Regions from separate parts of the Homo sapiens genome. Here regions 2 and 3 are each linked to region 1. Evidence: chromatin loops called from intact Hi-C (ENCODE). Cell type or tissue: GM12878. All regions are shown on one strand.

Region 1 (2,500 bases):
TATTTTCATGTTGTGGCTGGTTGGATCTTCTATCCTGATCACTAAAACTTTCTTCATATCAGCCATAAGGCTGTTTCACTTTCCTATCATTTGTGTGTTTACTGGAGTAGCACTGTTAATTTCCTTAAGAACACTCTGCTGGAACACTTGCTGCCAACAAAAAGAAGGGTTATTAGATAGGAAGGTAGCCACCTCTCCCTGAGAACATTCCTCTGCTTCCCTCCAGAGGTAAGTATTATCTTTAAGAGTTTTGGGTTTTTGATTGTATCTCTCTATATTTTTATTACAGGCATACCTTATTTTATTGGGCTTCTCTTGATTGTACTTTATAGATACTGTGTTTTTTTACATATTGAAGGTTTGTGGCAACCATGCATCCAGCATCATTTTTTCTGTTTTTTTTGTTGTTGTTGTTTGTTTGTTTGTTTTTCCTTTTTTGAGACAGAGTCTTGCTCTGTCACCCAGGCTGGAGTGCAGTGGCACAGTCTTGGCTCGCTGCAACCTCCACCTCTCAAGTTCAAGGATTTCTCCTGCCTCAGCCTCCCGAGTAGCTGGTATAGACATGAGGCACCACGCCTGGCTAATTTTTGTACTTTTAGTAGAGACAGGATTTCACCATGTTGGCCTGGCTGGTCTTAAACTCCTGACCGCAAGTGATCCGCCCACCTCAGCCTCCCAAAGTACTGGGACTATAGGCGTGAGCCACTGCGCCCGGCCTCTGTTAGCATCATTTTTTCAACAGCATATTCTTACATCTTGGTAATTCTTGCAATATTTTGAACTTTTTCTTCTTTACTATATCTGTTATGGTGATCTGTGATCGGTGATCTTTGATGGTGTGATCATTCTGGGGTGCCACAAACCATGTCCATTTAAGGTGGCAAATATAATAGATAAATGGGTGTGTTCTGACTGCTCCACTGAGTGGCCATTTCCCTGTCTCTCTCCCTCTTTTGGGGCCTCCTTATTTCCTGAATCACACTAATAATGAAATTAGGTCACTTACTAACCCTATACTGGCTTCTAAGCGTTCAAATGAAAGGAAGAGTCATACATCCTTTGCCTTAAATAGAAAGCTAGAAATGATTAAGCTTAGTGAGAAAGGTATGTCAGAAACTGAGAGAGGCTGAAAGCTAGGCTTCTTGTGCCAAACAGCCAGGTTGTGGTTGCAAAGGAAAAGTTCTTAAAGGAAACTAACAAGTGCTAGCGATTCCTCTAAACACATAAATGATAAGAAAGTGAAACAGCCTTATTGCTGATATGGAGAAAGTTTTAGTGGTCGGGATGGAAGATCAAACCAGCCACAACATTCCCTTAAGCCAAAGTCTAAGGTTCACGAGGTTTAAGGAAAGAAGCCATCTCCACAACAGAAACGTTTAATGTATTTAAGAAATACGTTTCATAAAGCTGTAGCTGCCATAGATAGTGACTCCTTGGATGGATCTGGGCAAAGTAAACTGAAAACCTTCTGGAAAGGATTCACCATTCTAGATGCCATTAAGAACATTCGTGATTCTGCCAGGCGCGGTGCCTCATGCATGTAATCCCAGCACTTTGGAAGCCCAAGGCAGGCAGCTCATTTGAGGTCAGGGGTTCAAGACCAGCCTGGTCAACATGATGAAATCCCCCGTCTCTACTAAAAATACAAAAATTAGCCAGGTATGGTGGCGGATGCCTGTAATTCAAGCTACTTGGGAGGCTGAGAGGAGAATCACTTGAACCTGGGAGGCGGAGGTTGCAGTGAGCTGAGATTGCACCACTACACTCTAGCCTGGGTGTAGAGTGAGACTCCATCTAAAACAAACAAACAAACAAAATTTGTGATTCGTGGGAGGAGGTTAAAATATTAACATTAACAGGAGTTTGGAAGAAGTCGATTCCAGTCATCATGGATGACTTCGAAGGGTTTAAGACTTCAGTAGAAGACAGAACTGCAGATGTGGTAGAGATAGCAAGACAGCTGGAATTAAAAGTGGAGTCTGAAGATGTGACTGAATTGCAATCTCATGATCAAAACTTGAACAGATGAGGAGTTGCGTCTTATGGAATGAAGAAAGAGAGTGGTTTATTGGGATGGAATCTACTCTTGGTGAAGATGCTGCGAACATTGCTGAAATGACAACAAAGAATTTAGAGTATTCCATAAACTCACAATGCAGTGGCATTGTTTCAGATAATTCACTGCAATTTGGAAGGACATTCTGTAGATGAAATGCTATTAAACAAAACAGCTTTACATGCTACAGAGAAATCTTTCATGGAAGGAAGAGTCAGTTGATACAGACAACTTCATGGTTGTCTTATTTTAAGAAATTGCCCCAGCCACCCCACCTTTCAGCAGCTAGCGTCCTCATCAGTCAGAGGTCATGAACATCAAGGCAAGGCCCTCTACTAGCAAAAAGATTGTGATTCACTGAAGGCTCAGATGATTGCTAGCATTTTTTTTTTTAGCAATAAAGTATTTTTAATTAAGGTATGTATTTTTTTTAGACATAATGCT
Region 2 (2,500 bases), 69 kb before region 1:
AGTGCAGTGGAGTGACCTTGGCTCATTGCAACCTCCGCCTCCCAGGTTCAAGCAATTCTCCTGCCTCAGCCTCCTGAGTAGCTGGGATTATAGGCGCACACCACCACACCCGGCTAATTTTTGTATTTTTAGTAGAAATGGGGTTTCTCCATGTTGGCCAGACTGGTCTCAAACTCCTGACCTCAGGTGATCCACCTGCTTTGGCCTCCCAAAATGCTAGGACTACAGGCATAAGCCATGGCGCCCAGACTCTTTTTCTTTCTTTCTCTTCTTTTTTTTAAGATAAAATTGACTTTTCCCAGTATCCCATTTCTAAGAGCAGAATCATTTTTTCTCGATTTTCTCAGGCTAGAAACCCAAGCCTGTGATTTCTGTCTTGCTGTCTTTCTCATTGCATCCCTCCCTTCATTTCTTCTTCATTCCGACTTCCAGACCCTTACATTTAGCCACTTCAGGGCTCAGTTGCTCTCCTCATGCTCAGTTCCTTTCAACCACAACCATGGTTTGTCTGTCTTAAAACAGCTCCTCTACCTAGCTGATACGGTTTTGCTGTGTCCCCACCCAAATCTCATTTTGAATTGGAACAGTCCCCACGTGTCAAGGGCAGGGAGAGGTGGAGATAATTGAATCATAGAGGCGGTTTCCCCCATAGTGTTCTCGTGGTAGTGAATAAGTCTCATGAGATCTGATGGTTTTATAAATGGGAGTTCCCCCGCACACGCTCTCTTGCCCGCCACCACGTAAGATATCCCTTTGCTCTTCCTTTGCCTTCCACCATGATTGTGAGGCCTCCCCAGCCATGTGGAACTGTGAGTCCATTAAACCTCTTCCCTTTGTAAATTACCCAGTCTTGGGTATGTCTTTATTAGCCGCATGAAAATGGACTAATACACTAGTACTCAAGGTTCTCCACCATCTGGCCCCATTAACCACCCAGGGATGTATTCTCTTCCCTTCCCTCCTCGCACAGTCTGTTACCCACTCTCACCTCCAGGGGGCGCGCAAGACCCTCCTCCCTTTCCGCCAGTTGACTTTGTTGACCAAAGATCGCAATTGAGCCACATTAAGGGGATGAAGGCAGAGCACAAGATCAGAAGTAAATTCTGATTCCTCCCCCTCTTGAAAGCATCCTGGCCAGTTTCATCTATTTCATACAGGTTAAATAATGTATTTAACATTTAATATAAATTAACTTATTTTAATTAATATAAATTAATTTAATTAATAAATTAATTATTGATGTAAATTAATGTTTAATGCTGATAATAATAACAGTTACTTTTTTTATGAGACAGAGTCTCGCTCTGTTGCCCAGGTTGGAGTGCAGTGGCGCGATCTTAGCTCACTGCAGCCTCCCTCTCCAGGGTTCAAGCAATTCTCCTGCATCAGCCTCCCTAGCAGCAGCTGGGATTACAGGAACGCACCACCATGCCTGGCTAATTTTTGTATTTTTTGTTGAGACAGGGTTTCACCATGTTGGCCAGGCTGGTCTCAAACTCCTGACCTCAAGTGATCTGCCTGCCTCCACCTCCCAAAGTGCTGGGATTGCAGGCGTGAGCCACTGTGCCTGGCCCAGGTACCATTTTTGAGAGCTAACCACGTGCAGGTCAATGTGTGTTTTCCTGCAGTTTCTTATTTCATTTCCCCCAAAACTCTATGAAGTATTTCATTTTGAAGATGAAGACACTGTGGTTGAGAAAGACTAGGGGACTTATTCAAGGTTATATGGCCAGTGGTGGGGCTGAGATGCTACCCAGTTCTGTGGCCTCCAAGCTCTCAATCTACGTGTGATGCCTTCCCACAGCCCTGGTGGTGGGACCCACGTCTAACTTCTTTGCATCCTTCACGCTGCCTCAGATTTCTCATCCATCAAATGGCAACAATAACAATCTGTATTAGTTTCCCATGGCTGCCATTATACAGTACCACAAACTGGGTGACTTAAGATAGCAGAAATAGACTCACTCTCATATCTGGAGGCCAGGAGTCTGTGATCAAGGTATTGGTGGTGCCATACTTCCTCTAAAGGCTCCAGGGGAGAATCCTTCCTTGTCTTGCCTCTTCCTAGTTTCTGGTGTTTTGTTTTGTTTTGTTTTGTTTTGTTTTTGAGATGGGAGTTTCACTCTTGTTGCCCAGGCTGGATTGCAGTGGTGTAATCTCGGCTCATTGCAACCTCTGCCTCCCCGGTTCAAGCAATTCTCCTGCCTCAGCCTCTCAAGTAGCTGGGTCTACAGGCTTGTACCACCATGCCCAGCTAATTTTGTATTTTTAGTAGAGACAGGGCTTTTCCATGTTGGTCAGCCTGGTCTTGGACTCCTGACCTCAGGTGATCCACCCACCTCAGCCTCCCAAAGTGCTGCGATTAAAGGTGTGAGCCACGACGCCCAACCAGTTTTGTTTTTTTAATGGTCTTGCTCTGTTGTCTAGGCTAGAGTGCAGTGGTGTGATCTCAGCTCACTGCTACCTCTGCCTCCTAAGCTCAAGCAATTCTCCCGCCTCA
Region 3 (2,500 bases), 100 kb after region 1:
AGTGGGGACGAGAGGTGGGCAGATGGTGGACCTGATGATTCGCCTCAGAGGACATGTTAGGGAGGCTGGGCTTGGAGGGTACAAGGACGATGGGGGAGTGACATGATCCAATGGGCATTTCCAAAAGATGCCTCTAGCTCAGGTTCATGAACAGATTGGAGGGGAGCCCAAGGGTGGGGGTACCATTCTGGAGTGATAGAACCTTGGTCCCAATGGTGACAGGTGATGAGGACTTGGACTAAGGCAGTGACAGCAGGTGACAGCAATATGGTGGGCAGAGTCAAGAGTTCTATGTTGGCTGGGTGCAGTGGTTTATGCCTGTAATCCCAGCACTTTGGGAGGCTGCGGCGGACAGATCACAAGGTCAGGAGTTCGAACCAGCCTGGCCAACGTGGTGAAACCCCGTCTCTACTAAAAATACAAAAATTAGCCAGGAGTGGTGGCACGCACCTGTAGTCCCCAGCTATTGGGGAGGCTAAGGCAGAAGAATTAGTTGAACCTGGGAGGCGGAGGTTGCAGTGAGCCAAGATCATGCCACTGCACTCCAGCCTGGGGGACAGAGTGAGACTCTGTCTCAAAAAAAAAAAAAAAAAAAAAAAAAATTCAATGTTACCAATTCTTATGATCCAATCAAAACCTTTGATTTGACAGATGGGAAAGTGAGGTCAGAGAGATGACAGGGCTCATTCTAGATAATTCCATAATAGGATAAAGCAGAAGGAAAGAGAAACCAACTTGGCCCTAACAACCTGTGGTTTAAATGATAAACAAGACCAGAGGAGAAGAGAAAAGGAAATGAGGATGAGAGCATCAAGCAAAGATAAAAGAAGACACATCCAACGCACACACATACACACATGCTCGCATGCTCACAAATGAGAAGACCAAAAGGTCAGTGGCAAGTTGAAAAATAGATGGTGTAATTATAAAGCTGTCTGAAATGCCAGCCAGGGTCAGCCCTGTGACCCGTCCTTCCGTGCCTGGCAGGGACACTGGGGGAGGGCTGGGGAAAGCTGCCAACCTGCTTGACATTCAGCTTCTATGGCGGTGGGTGGAGGGAGCGTTCCATGCCATGCCTTGCCTCTGTTCTCCATGGCAGAATCTGGGACTTTCTCTCCAAGATAGCCGAAGCCTGTTGACAGCCTGTCCCAACTCTGTAGTCACGTGGAGAAAGGTTATTTCCAGCACCCCACTTTTAGCCACACATTAAACAGATGGGGTCCTTCCTTTTCCGTTGGTAATGATCCCCTGCCTCTAAAGAGGTGACTTTTTAGTGTCTTTCTTGAGAAAAGGAAATGGTGACTCACATCTCACCAGCCTGAAATAATTAGCTTCAGGCAAATGCATGTAGATATGGGTAAATACTTTAAAGTGAAGCCTTCTAATCAGTAGTCTCTACGTTTATCAGGAAACAAGCAGATGGTGTGAGGTTTTCTAAAAAACACAGAAATCAGAAACAAATAGTTCCATGACATCCTGGGTTAGACAGATCATTAATTGGGTACTAAATTCTACCGAAGGCTTAGGGAAGAATATATCATTCTGAAATGTTAGAGCTAGAAGGACCCTCTAAGAAAACGTAGTCTAGGGATGGCCAATAAATGACACTCTCACCATCACATTCCCCCTCATACCCACACCAGGCATTAATAATCTGTCACAGAACTACTGACCGCTGAGTCCTCCTAAAGACAGTATTCCAGGCATGCATTATCAATCACGGTTATCACCCAAGATCTGCATTGTCTTTATATAGTAAAATAAAATTTTAAAATTCAGTGCCTCAGTTACACTAGCCACCTTTCAAGTACTCAATAGCCACATGTGGCTATTGGATAGCACAGAATAGAACATTTCAATCATTGCAGAAAGTCCAGCTGGACAGCCCTAGAACCATATTTCCCAAATGGCAGTCATGTTTAATATATCATCTTCACACTTTTTGCCACATTGACTTGTTTTATTTATTTATTTATTTATTTATTTATTTATTTATTTTTATTTTTGAGACAGAGTCTCGCTCTGTTGCCAGGCTGGAGTGCAGTGGTGCAATCTCAGGTCACTACAACCTCCACCTCTCAGGCTCAAGAGATTCTCGTGCCCCACCCTCCCGAGTAGCTGGGATTACAGGCACGCGCCACCACACCCAGCTAATTTTTGTATTTTTAGTAGAGACGGGCTTTCACCATGTTGGCCAGGATGGTCTCAGATTCCTGACCTCAAGTGATCCGCCTGCCTTGGCCTCCCAAAATGCTGGGATTACAGGTGTGAGCCACCGCACCCGGCCACACATTGACTCTTTTTTACAAAAAAATTATCTAATAAGTAAATGTTTAAAATTATCAAAGGAAATGGAAAGCTAGTTTACTTTTTTGTTGTTGTTTTTTTTTTGAGACCGAATCTCACTCTATCACCCAGGCTGGAGTGCAGTGACACGATCTTGGCTCACTACAACATCTGCCTCCTGGGTTCAAGTAATTCTCATGCCTCAGCTTTCTAA

The links. Hi-C counts contacts between places; a loop is a spot of excess contacts. Peaks named below come from ENCODE experiments on the same cell type or tissue, not always from the same donor. Only the 100,000 strongest peaks of a DNase experiment are listed, where the experiment ranks them.
Region 2: it touches region 1 in a loop (2.8-fold over the local background); 6 of 110 quality-filtered maps call a loop at or near these places.
Region 3: a loop joins it to region 1, with 4 times the contacts of the local background. A loop is called at or near these places in 2 of 110 quality-filtered maps.

Annotation. Positions count from the first base shown.
Region 1 is chr16:12,748,906-12,751,405 of GRCh38, reverse strand. All of the region lies in intron 2 of CPPED1 (calcineurin like phosphoesterase domain containing 1), which reads left to right. All of the region lies in intron 1 of LOC105371090 (a long non-coding RNA gene), which reads right to left. Among named protein-coding and RNA genes, the nearest start is that of MIR4718, 30 kb to the right of the region's middle. In GM12878, no CTCF peak of the experiment used is centred here; a DNase peak (open chromatin) is centred at 1,095; H3K4me3 peaks cover 620 bases; H3K27ac peaks cover 1,268 bases.
Region 2 is chr16:12,818,034-12,820,533 of GRCh38, reverse strand. No RefSeq gene overlaps it. Among named protein-coding and RNA genes, the nearest start is that of CPPED1, 15 kb to the right of the region's middle. RefSeq lists a silencer at 920-999. In GM12878, a CTCF peak has its summit at 993 (motif pointing right); a DNase peak (open chromatin) is centred at 1,053.
Region 3 is chr16:12,645,441-12,647,940 of GRCh38, reverse strand. No RefSeq gene overlaps it. Among named protein-coding and RNA genes, the nearest start is that of SNX29-AS3, 36 kb to the right of the region's middle. In GM12878, no CTCF peak of the experiment used is centred here; DNase peaks (open chromatin) are centred at 860 and 1,240; H3K27ac peaks cover 285 bases.